Linked DNA regions of Homo sapiens: region 1 is linked to region 2. Evidence: chromatin contacts called from ENCODE Hi-C or POLR2A ChIA-PET data. All regions are on one chromosome and are shown on one strand. Each heading gives the region's core, a stretch centred on a gene start or an enhancer-like site at or near the end of the contact. The rest is flanking DNA. Distances are from core to core; before and after follow the strand shown. Region 1 overlaps BAMBI (BMP and activin membrane bound inhibitor). Region 2 overlaps LINC01517 (long intergenic non-protein coding RNA 1517).

Region 1 (6,700 bases), core at 354-2,853, 87 kb before region 2:
GGAAAATAAAGTGAGCTTGGAGGGAGGAGGAGAAAGAGCAGAGAAGTGGTTCTGCAAAGCAAGGTTCTTACTTGAAGCAGAGAAGGAACTTGGGCCCAACCAGTGCAGATTTAGGAGCAAGACCCCTAGCTTTGGACTGTTAAGGGTTGCCAAAGATCTGTGTTTAGCGGGCTGGTTTTCCTTAGAACCGAAGCATTAGCAGCGTCCGGTGAAAACTGAGCATACAATACCGTGGTCTGGAATTTGGACAGATAATTAAATGAGACACCTTACTGGGGCGTTCAGAGAGAGGGGGAAGAATAAAGGTAAGGGTGGGAAGAGGTTTGTAAAACAGCAGATCCCGGTGTTTAATTTCAGAGTGGAGGTTTCGGATCTTCAGACGGGAAACTGGAAGAGGCGTGTGCATTAGTTTAGTTTACTCGCTGTGGCATGTGACAGCGACCAGGGTCCACTAGGTGGATATTGTATTAGTGAGAACTTGAAGACCCAGATTATTTCAACGAGAAACTGATATTAAAGCCTCCAATCTTGCCCTGCGACAAAATGTGAACGGAGCCATGCAACTCACAAAATAAGTTTTTATAAAGGAAACTTTTAATCACTTCCTGTAGAAAATTTGAGGTTTCCTTAAGGATTTTTCATTCAACCAGCAGAGGATTTTCAGTTTCAGTGTTTCCCCTTTTAGATCACATGTCGAATTACATGTAAAACTTGTGAGGAGGAGGAGGAGAAGTTAGCCTTGCAGTTTTATACTCCCCCCACCTTTTATGACTTTCCATTTGGGCTGAAAGAAATTGACTTTGGCAAGCAAACCACTAATTGTAAACTGCCTAGTTCCTGTTTTACAATATACTGACTAAAAGCTCCTCTGCATGAAAAGATCTTTATAGGCAAAAAGTTTGCCTTTTCTAGAGAGGTTGCAAATAGCTGCCTAGTTTCATAGTTTTAAAACCTCCTGACCTGGGCAGTTTCTAGATTGTTGTGTTTCTAGTTAATAACTTTATAAGGTGTTAGCTAAAGCTCTTAACTCTTGGTGCAGTCCTGTGGGATAGTAAACAATTCAGTAGTTCCGATCAAATATTTATACTGACAAAATCAAAAAGCCTAACATTTTTATGTTGTATGGTCATGTAGGATTAAAATGAATAAATAATGTGTTATACCTTATGGTAGGAGAAATTATACTCATTACTATTTCCTTCAAAAAGCAAAAGTTTTTTTAAAATGACTCTAAACTCCTCAGAAACCTGCTATTGGGATTACTACATTGCCAAAATGACGTTTAACTGGATTGAAACTTACGCACTGGCTGCAGGAAGGGCTTCTCCAGGCTCTGTAGACTGGAGCCCTCAGCTTGGATGATCTAAAAGTTCATGCCTTTGAATTTGGGATTTAGCAGTTGCCTAAATAGTTGCTTTATCTGGTCTCTGGAGCAGAGTTTGAGGTGGTTTCTCATTGTTTTCAGGTGAAATTCGATGCTACTGTGATGCTGCCCACTGTGTAGCCACTGGTTATATGTGTAAATCTGAGCTCAGCGCCTGCTTCTCTAGACTTCTTGATCCTCAGAACTCAAATTCCCCACTCACCCATGGCTGCCTGGACTCTCTTGCAAGCACGACAGACATCTGCCAAGCCAAACAGGCCCGAAACCACTCTGGCACCACCATACCCACATTGGAATGCTGTCATGAAGACATGTGCAATTACAGAGGGCTGCACGATGTTCTCTCTCCTCCCAGGGGTGAGGCCTCAGGTAGGTGGAAGCCGTTTCTAACCAGAATGCCTGCCTGATCTATAGACTTGTGACAGCCACGACTTTGTATGTCTGCTATTGATTTTGTTGTTAATGTAATTAGAGACACCAGAGGGAGAAGCCTGGCTGGATGCAAAGATGCATCTTGATTGAGTGGCTTTTATGTCTGAGCATTAGATGTCTGTCTACATAATAGGTTTTGCCTGTTTTTTCAACATTTTGAAGACATTAAAAGGCCATTACATCTCAGTAATGACAGTCTGTAAACAAATGCGTTTGTAAGCTTCTTCAGATAGTTTTGCAATGTTTTCTAAATATCGTTGATTTAATTGTAAGCTTCTTTTTAATGGAATTCTTGGTTAAAATGAATTGATGATTATGAATATCCCTAGGAGGAGTTAGCATGGAGTTTGATCATTTTCTTTGTACTCCTTTAGGACAAGGAAACAGGTATCAGCATGATGGTAGCAGAAACCTTATCACCAAGGTGCAGGAGCTGACTTCTTCCAAAGAGTTGTGGTTCCGGGCAGCGGTCATTGCCGTGCCCATTGCTGGAGGGCTGATTTTAGTGTTGCTTATTATGTTGGCCCTGAGGATGCTTCGAAGTGAAAATAAGAGGCTGCAGGATCAGCGGCAACAGATGCTCTCCCGTTTGCACTACAGCTTTCACGGACACCATTCCAAAAAGGGGCAGGTTGCAAAGTTAGACTTGGAATGCATGGTGCCGGTCAGTGGGCACGAGAACTGCTGTCTGACCTGTGATAAAATGAGACAAGCAGACCTCAGCAACGATAAGATCCTCTCGCTTGTTCACTGGGGCATGTACAGTGGGCACGGGAAGCTGGAATTCGTATGACGGAGTCTTATCTGAACTACACTTACTGAACAGCTTGAAGGCCTTTTGAGTTCTGCTGGACAGGAGCACTTTATCTGAAGACAAACTCATTTAATCATCTTTGAGAGACAAAATGACCTCTGCAAACAGAATCTTGGATATTTCTTCTGAAGGATTATTTGCACAGACTTAAATACAGTTAAATGTGTTATTTGCTTTTAAAATTATAAAAAGCAAAGAGAAGACTTTGTACACACTGTCACCAGGGTTATTTGCATCCAAGGGAGCTGGAATTGAGTACCTAAATAAACAAAAATGTGCCCTATGTAAGCTTCTACATCTTGATTTATTGTAAAGATTTAAAAGAAATATATATATTTTGTCTGAAATTTAATAGTGTCTTTCATAAATTTAACTGGGAAACGTGAGACAGTACATGTTAATTATACAAATGGCCATTTGCTGTTAATAATTTGTTCTCAACTCTAGGATGTGGCTTGGTTTTTTTTTTTCTCTTTTCTTTTTTAAACAAGACCAAGATCTTGCTTATTCTTCCATGTGCCTGTGTAATTTTCTTACAGTGTGGAGTTTCTAAATGTATACTGACCATCTTTTAGTGTCTTACCCACATTCTGGCTATAGGATAACTCTGGTTTTAGCTTTCATCTAAGAAGGAGATCTGGAATTTATGTGTACCAGGTCAGATATGATTGATCAATTTCTGGAGTTGACCTAGCAAAGGTCATTTTGATCCAGGTGTTCCGGAATACCTTTTCCAATGTGTATACCTCCACCCAAAAAAGAAAAAAAAACCAACTAAACAACTGTTTTTTTGTTCAAGTCAGTCACTGTCTCCTTTTACTGTTGATTAATTGGCCAGTTTATTTTGTCCTAAGCCAAATTAAGTATTTTGGCTCCCCAATTAGCCAAACCTTACTGTACAACACACTTAATTTTAAACCTTGTGCTTCAACAGTGTGATGCTTTTTTTTTTTTTAATACTTAGAAAGCTTTTCTGTAGTGAACACGATACACCAATTGATTTAAATAACTGCTACTAGGTTTCATCCTCCCAAATGATCCTTTATGTAACCAAATAGAACATTGGCTTTAGCCAGTAACTAATACAGCTAGGAAACAATGTTTCCTCTTATAAGACTTTTTGTCCTGATAACATTGCCCATCCTGAATTTAAACGTATGCTTTATTTGTGTACTTCCCGTGCCCCCAGTGGATCTTTCTTATTTTAAATGTGAGAATATTATGCCATGGAGGGTATCTTCTGAATTCCTTTGTATATGTGAAATTTTTGCTTAAAAGTTAACCCGTAGGCCGGGCGCGGTGGCTCACACCTGTAATCCTAGCACTTTGGGAGGCCGAGGCAGGTGGATCACAAGGTAAGGAGTTCAAGACCAGCCTGGCCAACATAGTGAAACCCTGTCTCTACTAAAAATGCAAAAATTAGCTGGGCGTGGTGGCGTGCATCTGTAGTCCCAGCTACTCGGGAGGCTGAGGCAGGAGAATTGCTTGAACCCAGGAGGCAGAGGTTGTAAGCTGAGATTGTGCCACTGCACTCCAGCCTGGGCAACAGAGGGAGACTCCATCTCAAAAAAAAAAAATTACAGCCTGCATATTCGAGTATGGGGTTTTCTTTTATTAATATTAATAGACCACCTGCCCCAAAAAACTAAGCTGTGGAATAAACACATATTAATAAATGATAGCATTCGTACTGTCCCTTTTAAGATGAGCAGCTCTTGCATGCATGCCTTATATTTTATAAAAGATGTTAAGCTTTATGTATGTCAGTTTTTGAGGAAGCCAAAGAATTGTTGAACCCAACCCTTCAAACCTGTCAAGGGAATTGATCAAAGTTGTCTGTTGGTGAAATTTCCACCCTCACCTCCACCTCTGGCTCTTTGAGTCTCACTCTGTCGCCCGGGCTGGAGTCCGGTGGCGCCATATGTATCACTACAACCTCCACCCCACTCGCCACACACCACACGTGGTGCACACCACCCTGCCCCCTGCCCCGCCGCGGGTTCAAGCGATTCTCCTGCCTCAGCCTCTGAAGCAGCTGGGATTACAGCCACCCACCACCATGCCTGGCTAATTTCTGTATTTTTAGTAGAGACAGGGTTTTCACCATGTTGGCCAGGCTGGTCCCAAACTCCTGACCTCAAGTGATCCTCCTGCCTCAGCCTCCTAAAGTGCTGGGATTAAGGTGTGAGCCACTCTGCCCAACCCCACTCTGGCTCTTGATCACATTATAGTAGATTGTAGTTTAGAGATGAAAGGACTTCTTGCTCCTTGTACATTCTCATTTCATGTACGACATTATGCAAGCTCAGCAATTCTTCAAGTGGCCAGTTTTTATATCTGTTACGTAGTCAGAGTTTCTTTTCTCTGCTTGCCCTGATGAGGGCCGGTTCACCTCATTTTTTCCAAGTACAGGTTAACCAGGAACTCTGCAATTCTTTAGGAAATAAAACAATGAAGGATTTAAAGTCATGTGCTTTGAAACACTTTGAAATCAGTGAACCCCTTCCTCCCAGAGAGGCCTATGTCTGGACTGGTGTTACCACAAACTTCATGGAGGATGCATGCAGCCTCTCCACTTGATCTTGGGCCTTTGTTCTTCCTATTGTATATTCACGAGGCTATTTACAGCTCCCTGTACTGTGGGGAGGTGGCACTGTGCCCATGGCCTCTCAGTTTTCTGGGGCTCCGCTTCTAGCCACATAATAGGCCAGCCCTGCCTCTTTTCCTAAAAAAATCCTCTCTCTTGATATTCATTTAGTTTTTACACGTGTCCTCACCACCAATCTGAAAGTCAGATCCGCCTTCTTATGAAAATACTGCAGGCACCTCAACTTTGGATGTAACTAAGAACTACATATAGATTTTACTTTTGCTTCCCTGTGAGAGTGCAGAAGTTGCCAGGAGCCAGAGATTAAGGACTAAGATAAGGTCCAGGGTCTACCTGATTCAGTGATGTCAGAAGTGGTGGTGACTGGTTTATTTGTTTTTCCGTCTTAGAGATGTTTACTGTTACTCTGAGGTGTCACAAGGCCAGGCTAACCAGGAACAACCCTTGCTTAATATTGTCATAGAACTCCCCCCAAAAGGAATTTTCCTTTCTGAGTGGAAATTTGCCCAAACTAGAGACATGGGACCAAATTTGCCAAGATGATTTTCTATCTACAACTCCTTACATTCTACCACTGTTGAAAAAATTGATCTGTGCATGGTTATGTCTTTTATGTTATTTTTTTTTCCTTTTATTTTGAATGGCTTAGAGGCTTCCTAGAAATTGACTGGTGTGTCTCTAATTTCTGCTGAACTGATTTTATTAAAAACACTACACCGTAGGGGGTTTGACCTTATAAAATACCAAACATGTCTGCTTTAGAAAATCACAAAGCTTTCCTCTGAAGAGCTCATAAATCTGGTTTCAATATGGGTTGATTATAGGCTAAAAGCTTGAAAGCAGTGGCATCTAGTATCATGACTAGGGAACTGGCTCTTTTGGGGCCGGGATAGCTTTTTTTTTCCCTTACAGCCTCTAATTGGTCCTCTTCTCTGCCTCTCAGCTCAAATGTCTTTAAACCTCCACAGCTGTGCGAACTTCGGCAAATTATGTAAGCTCTTTGAATATTCACTTTTGTTGCCTGTGGTTGCCTGTGGAATGGGGGCCGTAGTAACACCTTGTAGGATTATTGTGAAGAGACATTGTAGCTATTTTCATTCATATACACAACATTCTTGCATAAACTGTGCCCACATAATATTCCTTAAAATCTGAGAACTTGTGCCCATTATTTGTACCGTACATTAATATTGCTTTTTAATATTTAAGATCTTTGCATACTTGAGACTTGCCAGTCACCTGCAGACTGGATATGGCATTTTAAATATTCATTTTCAATTTATTATTTTTGGCCTCTCATGCCTATTAAATAGGTTCATTTGTAATTGTTTCCTTCTGGAATAATACAGATGGCTACTGATGAGAATGTTTTAATCATATAAACTTACTTGAGTTTCTAGTATTTGATAGAATGAAGTTCCCTTGGAGTTTCAGCTGCTCCGAATGGTCAAACCATTGAGAA
Region 2 (7,015 bases), core at 1,105-3,604:
AGGATTTCCCACAACAGGTAATTAACTGAGAGGCAGCGAGAGAAGATCTTGGATATTGGACTTGTCTTACTTAGTCCATTCCGGCTGCTATAACAAATGACCGTGGACTCATGGCTTACACACAACAGAAATTTATTTCTCATGGTTCTGGTGGCTGGGAATCCCAGATCACAGCACTCAGATATGTGGTGTCTAGTGATGGGCTGCATCCTGTTTCATGGATGTTCATCTCTTTGCTTTGTCCTCACATAGTGGAAGGGGTGAAGAGCTTCTCTGGGGTCCCTTTTATAAGGGTGCACATCCCATTTATGATGGCTCCACCCTCATGACCCAATGACCTCCAAAGACCCCACGTCCAAATAGCATCACATTGGGGGTTAGGTTCTAACATAGGAGTTTTGGGGGGACACATTCAGTCTATTGCAAGAGTCAAACAGATTTGGGACTGTCACAAAGAAAACATCCTATTTGCTGCTATTATTGGCATTTCATTTTCTGGGTTAAAAAAACTCAAAGTTTTTTTTTTTTTTGAGACAGAGTCTTGCTCTGTCACCCAGGCTGGAGTGTAGTGGCGTGATCTCAGCTTACCGCAACCTCTGGCTCCCGGGTTCAGGCGATTCTCCTGCCTCAGCCTCCTGAGTAGCTGGAACTATAGGCGCGTGGCACCACACCTGGCTAATTTTTTGTATTTTTAGTAGAGACAAGATTTCACCATGTTAGCCAGGATGGTCTCAATCTGCTGACCTCATGATCTGCCCACCTCGGCCTCCCAAAGTGCTGGGATTAGAGGTGTGAGCCACCACACCTAGCCAAAATTCAAAGTTTTTGCTAGGAAAAAAAGAATAAAAATGGGACAGAAATATACCCAAGAGATGAGAAAAAGACCAGAAAGCAAGACCTTAGGGCTAACTTACAGTCATCAAAGAACTGATTTCTATTCTTCTTGTACGAAAGTGACCCAAGACATTTTTTACTGAAGGTAACAAAATTGCATGAGTAGGAAGTGTGCTGACTTCTAGGTAATGTCTATTCTCTAGCTAGTTTGCACATTGTAAAATTTGACCTGGGCTGCTTGATGAAGTGTGGCTCTTGGGAAAGAGAGGTTCACTGGTTCTACCCTCAAGAAGATATTTGTCATCTAGAGCAAGAACTAGAGGAAAGTATGTCACCTTGGAGAGCTTGAGACTAGGTTTGACTTCTATTTCACCCAATCAACTACAAAACATCAGTATTAGGTGGCTCAGAACTTATCATGATTGGAAAGCTTGAAAAGTTTTTTCCTTTTGGAAACGGATGGGTTTGAAAGTCAGGATGTCAGCATTGGCTAGAGTTGAGCTCAGGGTTTCTAGAATGCTGCATCTTAGCTTTCATCAGCCTGGCTTGAGTCAGGGCCATTGGGCCTTAGGAATGTATTGCTGGGGTGCTACTTGGATCCTGTCAAAAGATGTTAGAAGGAGTGAGTGTCAGATCCCGGGATAAGTCATTTAGGATAGTGACCTTCTCAGAAGGGCCAATAGGAAGTAGAAAGTGGAAAGGAGAGTCATGTCAAGGATGCTTTGAACAAAGGAATGAGAGAACGCGTAGATCGTAAGGCTGTACAGCAACTTCCACTTTGTCCTGGCTTTGCTGTTCTTGTGGATATACGTGGCATAAATCAAGCAGCTAACTTACTTTCAGTGATTCTCCGAAGGTACCTAGTGGTGAAACTCTCAAGCCTTATACTCAGCAGTTCATTTCCTACCAGCCTAATTACAAGTGTTTTATTATAAAGTTTATGGAAATGAGATATAAGTCACTCTGGAGTTTTTGAGAATAGTTATACTGGTAGTTACCATCTAATGTGGTCTTTGGAAGGTTCTACATCAAAGCCCAGGGTATCCTGGGGTTGTTCTAGCTCTCTGCAAGACAAAGCTTGGAGACTTGTATTTTAAGTAGCTTTTCATTTTTACTGAGCCACAAGGGCAGTAGCTCACAGGGACTTTATTGAATATTTACATCTAGCTTCTTCTAAACAGCATTGAAAATGGGAGTAAGATGCCATAAAAGGGGTCACCTTGAGGCCTGCTCTGATTTTTGAGAACACGGAATTGGTGATCTACGGAGGTGAGAAAGCGGACACCAAAACAAACAAGACTCCAGGCTCCTTCCTCATGCCTTGGTTGTGTCTATTGTGGAGCCGCTGGCATCTTTTATTTCGGGGACAAAGGACAGCTCTGTTTAATCCTCCTGTTCCATTGCCAAACTCCAAAGGGGATAATTACATTCTGACTTCTAAAATTCCCTTTGCAATTTTATGTGGATGAAGTACTTGTAACAGCCTGGGATGCCCTGCGTGCTGGAAGACAGCTGCCCTGTTTCATTTCCAGGGGGGAGTACTTCGGGCAGAGCTAGTGTTGGTACTGCACAGTTTGTCTCGGTCCCAGCATAGAAACCGGACTAGCGTCTCTTGCTGTAAAACGCATTGAACAGGGCATCAAACACCACCTCACGGGAGAATTAAGTTGACTGTCCTCTGTACATAGCTGGTCTAACTGGAGTGTCTAAAACAGCCAGTCATTTAGCTAATCCTGTTTTTTTTTTTCCAAAAAGAACTAATTTAGAGCACTTTTTTGATAGGTAAATATAGTACAAAATAATGGTTTTGTGTTCAGGTGAAACATTGAGTTCAGACAAAATGTCTTGACCCCACTAAAATTATTAAAACTAATTGGAATTCTACGTGCCAGTCCCAAAATAAGACAGTTTGATTCCCTGACATATAATTATTCTTTTCTAAATAGCACTGATAGCAACATCATTGTAAACGGGATAAAAAATTCTTATGTTTGTTTAAATTCCTGGAACTGATCTTTATAATATAAGGAAAATGAACCAAGCTTCCTAAAATGAAATCCAGGTGAAAATGTAATTGTTATATTACTCTTCTGAATTTTTGGAAACATAGATACAAAAATTATTGTTTCAGTTCCCCAAGGGAACTAGTAAAACCTGGACAAGCTGTTGGTTTTTATATTGGTACTGCAAGCTGTTCCTAACCTTAATTGTAGTAGAAAATGAAACTATCGCCATGGAGTGGTGTGTTTAAAACCCACCAAGAGGTTTCAGCAGGAGAGCGGAACCGAAAAAGGAGGGAATCATTAACCACAGAAGTGACTGAAGTGGTTTAATAATTATGTTATTTCAAGAGGAAAAAGGATGTGCCTAAAGTAGAAGGGGAAGGGAAGGATTGATAAATAGAACTTATTTCTATCCTAGGTAGTCAGCTGGTAGAGCTACTAGTGGGAATGGCCTATTAACTAATTGATCTGCTAGACTCAATAGAGAACTCCAGCTGGAGATCAAAGAAAATTCTCTGCTACAAAGGCAAACAGCAACCTTGGACCAGATGTTTTTCTTCCAGCTCTGTCATGCTTGATAACTGTAGGGCATGGCTGAATCTGGCCATAGGCCTCATCCATCCAACCGTTGAGATGAAAAGCAAGGGCTATGTGTGTACACGCGTGTGCACCTATATATATAAACACATGCACACATGTACACACACATGCTTGAAAAAGAGAGACAAGCAGCTTCAAAGTCAAAAGGATTTGGAGTACAAGCTAACTTTGGGAACTGAGAAATTTTTTTATGTCTACTTATTTGCAAAGCGAAGAGCACCAAATGCCAACTTTTATTTTATTTTATTTTATTTTATTTATTTATTTTTGAGATGGAGTCTCGCTCTGTCGCCCAGGCTGCAGTGCAGTGGTGCGATCTCGGCTCACTGAAAACTCTACCTCCCGGGTTCAAGCGATTCTCCTGCCTGCCTCAGCCTCCTGAGAAGCTGGGACTACAGGCGCCCGCCACCACGCCTGGCTAATTTTTTTGTATTTTTAGTAGGGACGGAGTTTCACCGTGTGTTAGCCAGGATGGTCTCAATCTCCTGACCTCATGATCCGCCCACCTCAGCCTCCCAGAGTGCTGGGATTACAGGTGTAAGCCACCATGCCCAGCCTTATTTTTATTTTCTTAAAGACAGAGTCTCGCTCTCTCAGGCTGGAGTGCAGTGGTAAGACCATAGTTCACTGTAGTATTCAACTCCTGGGCTCAAGTGATCCTCTTGCCTCAGCCTCTTGAGTAGCTGGAACTACAGGCACATACCATGGCACCTGGCTAATTTAAAAAATTTTGTAGATATGGAGGTCTTGCTATGTTGCCCAGGCTGGTGTTGAACTCCTGGCCTCAAGCAATCCTCCTGCCTCTGCCTTCCAAAGCACTGGGATGACAGGTGTAAGCTACCATGCCCAGCCCAAATGTCAGCTTTTAAAAAGATTCCTATACCATAATCATTCTACAATTGCCATTTATAATAATGTATACTCATGCATTCTAATACACATCTGTTATGATAAAATGAATTGGATATTTTGAGTAAAGAATGACTTTATAGAAATTCAACTGATTAGTGTTAGCCTATCTGTTTTTTAAATTTTTTTTTTTTTTTTTTTTTTTGAGATGGAGTTTCACTCTTGTTGCCCAGGCTGGAGTGCAATGGTGTGATCTTGGTTCACCGCAACCTCCGCCTCCTGCATTCAAGCGATTCTCCTGCCTCAGCCTCCCGAGTAGCTGGGATTACAGGTGCCCACCACCAGACCCAGATAATTTTTGTATTTTTAGTAGAGATGGGGTTTCACCATGTTGGCCAGGCTGGTCTTAAACTCCTGACCTCAGGTGATCCACCCGCCTCGGCCTCCCAAAATGCTAGGATTACAGGCATAAGCCACCACGCCCGGTCTTAAATGTTTATAATAATAGTGAGAGTTGAAAATCTAAACATGATGTTTCTTTTAGTCATTACCCTAGATTGTTTGTTTACATGTGTTACCCACCTTTGTCTTTTCCAATTTTAACTATGTGTTCCCGTTCTGGTTTTTTTTTTTTTCTTTTTTACATCTGGACAAAGTATTATTTATGACGAGGCAAAATATTTGATTTAGAAGTTTCTGCTCTCCCTCTCCCTCTCCCTCGTCTCCTCTTTCCACGGTCTCCCTGTCCCTCGTCTCCCCTTTCCACGGTCTCTTCCTCGTCTCCCCTTTCCACGGTCTCCCTCTGATGCTGAGCAGAGGCTGGACTGTACTGCCGCCATCTCGGCTCACTGCAACCTCCCTGCCTGATTCTCCTGCCTCAGCCTCCCGAGTGCCTGGGATTGCAGGCGCGTTCCGCCACGCCTGACTGGTTTTCGTATTTTTTGGCAGAGACGGGTTTCGCCGTGTTGGCCGAGCTGGTCTCCAGCTCCCGACCGCGAGTGATCTGCCCGCTTCGGCCTCCCGAGGTGCCGGGAGTGCAGACGGAGTCTCGCTCACTCAGTGCTCAGTCTTGCCGGGGCTGGAGTGCAGTGGCGTGATCTCGGCTCGCTACAACCTCCACCTCCCAGCTGCCTGCCTTGGCCTCCCAAAGTGCTGAGATTGCAGCCTCTGCCCAGCCGCCACCCCGTCTGGGAAGTGAGGAGCGTCTCTGCCTGGCCGTCCATCATCTGAGATGTGAGGAGCCCCTCTGCCTGGCAGCCCAGTCGGGGAAGTGAGGAGCACCTCTTCCCGGCCGCCATCCCATCTAGGAAGTGAGGAGCGTCTCTGCCCTGCCGCCCATCGTCTGAGATGTGGGGAGCGCCGCTGCCCCGCCGCCCCGCCGCCCCGTCTGGGATATGAGGAGCACCTCTGTCTGGCCGCGACCCCGTCTGGGAACTGAGGAGTGTCTCTGCCCGACCGCCACCCCGTCTGGGAGGTGAGGAGCGTCTCTGCCCGGCCACCCCGTCTGAGAAGTGAGGAGCCCCTCCGCCCGGCAGCTGCCCCGTCTGGGAAGTGAGGAGCCCCTCTGCCCTGCAGCCGCCCAGTCTGGGAAGTGAGGAGCGTCTCCGCCCAGCAGCCGCCCCGTCTGGGAGGGAGGTGGGGGGCAGCCCCCGCCCGGCCAGCTGCCCCATCTGGGAGGTGAGGGGCGCCTCTGCCCGGCCGCCCCGTCTGGGAAGTGAAGAGCCCCTCTGCCCGGCTGCCACCCCGTCTGGGAGGTGTACCCAACAGCTCATTGAGAACGGGCCATGATGACGATGGCGGTTTTGTCGAATAGAAAAGGGGGAAATGTGGGGAAAAGAGAGATCAGATTGTTACTGTGTCTGTGTGGAAAGAAGTAGACATGGGAGACTCCATTTTGTTCTGTACTAAGAAAATTCTTCTGCCTTGGGATGCTGTTAATCTATAACCTTACCCCCAACCCCGTGCTCTCTGAAACATGTGCTGTGTCCACTCAGGGTTAAATGGATTAAGGGCGGTGCAAGATGTGCTTTGTTAAACAGATGCTTGAAGGCAGCATGCTCGTCAAGAGTCATCACCACTCCCTAATCTCAAGTACCCAGGGACGCAAACACTGCGGAAGGCCGCAGGGTCCTCTGCCTAGGAAAACCAGAGACCCTTGTTCACATGTTTATCTGCTGACCTTCCCTCCACTATTGTCCTATGACCCTGCCAAATCCCCCTCTCCGAGAAACACCCAGGAATGATCAATAAATACTATATAAAAAAAATAAATAAATAAAAATTAAAATTAAAAAAAAGTTTCTTTGAAATACACATAGATTTATCAATACTTCCTTTCTATAAACTTTCAAAGGTTCCTGCAGTCATAGACATTTTGAAAAATGAGATGTATAGAATTACCTTGATGTGGTTAGTTTGGTTTGGTCTATCGCCTTTCTTAAAATACCACATTGCTTTCTCAGCTGGCCACCAAATATCACCAGAAAGTTATTAGTTCATCTGATTGGTAGACGTATTAGGGTTCAGAGATGTTCAGATTCAACCTTAATTGACCTCATGCAATTAAATTCCCCATAAAAGGAAAATGTCCACAAAATATTTGAATGTTTGTACTTTCATGATACCTGAAATTCTCAAATGGTAATTTTTTTTAAGCTAGGCTTTTGTTTCTACTACAATTTGGCTTCTAACATTTCCCATTATGTTCATGTGTGTCTGTGTGTATATAC

The links. Hi-C counts contacts between places; a loop is a spot of excess contacts on that map. ChIA-PET counts read pairs that join two places held with the same protein, here RNA polymerase II (POLR2A). Pooled maps may share reads with other maps.
Region 1: a loop to region 2 is called in a pooled map, with 2.8 times the contacts of the local background. The contact joins two enhancer-like sites. A Hi-C loop is called at or near these places in 1 of 168 maps with a recorded cell type or tissue (Caco-2) and 1 of 50 pooled maps. POLR2A ChIA-PET finds 5 or more read pairs at or near these places in 5 of 52 experiments (Caco-2, H1, HEK293 and 2 more).

Annotation. Positions count from the first base shown.
Region 1 is chr10:28,679,793-28,686,492 of GRCh38, forward strand. BAMBI (BMP and activin membrane bound inhibitor) reads left to right here. Exons shown (of 3, transcript NM_012342.3): 2 at 1,466-1,753; 3 at 2,191-3,140. The coding sequence ends at 2,609. Among named protein-coding and RNA genes, the nearest start is that of BAMBI, 5.6 kb to the left of the region's middle. RefSeq lists an enhancer at 4,083-4,991. Within about 2 kb of position 1,604, at least 3 of the 41 ENCODE cell types and tissues checked have a DNase peak (open chromatin) inside an H3K27ac peak, as active enhancers do.
Region 2 is chr10:28,766,122-28,773,136 of GRCh38, forward strand. All of the region lies in intron 2 of LINC01517 (long intergenic non-protein coding RNA 1517), which reads left to right. Among named protein-coding and RNA genes, the nearest start is that of LINC01517, 26 kb to the left of the region's middle. Within about 2 kb of position 2,355, at least 2 of the 41 ENCODE cell types and tissues checked have a DNase peak (open chromatin) inside an H3K27ac peak, as active enhancers do.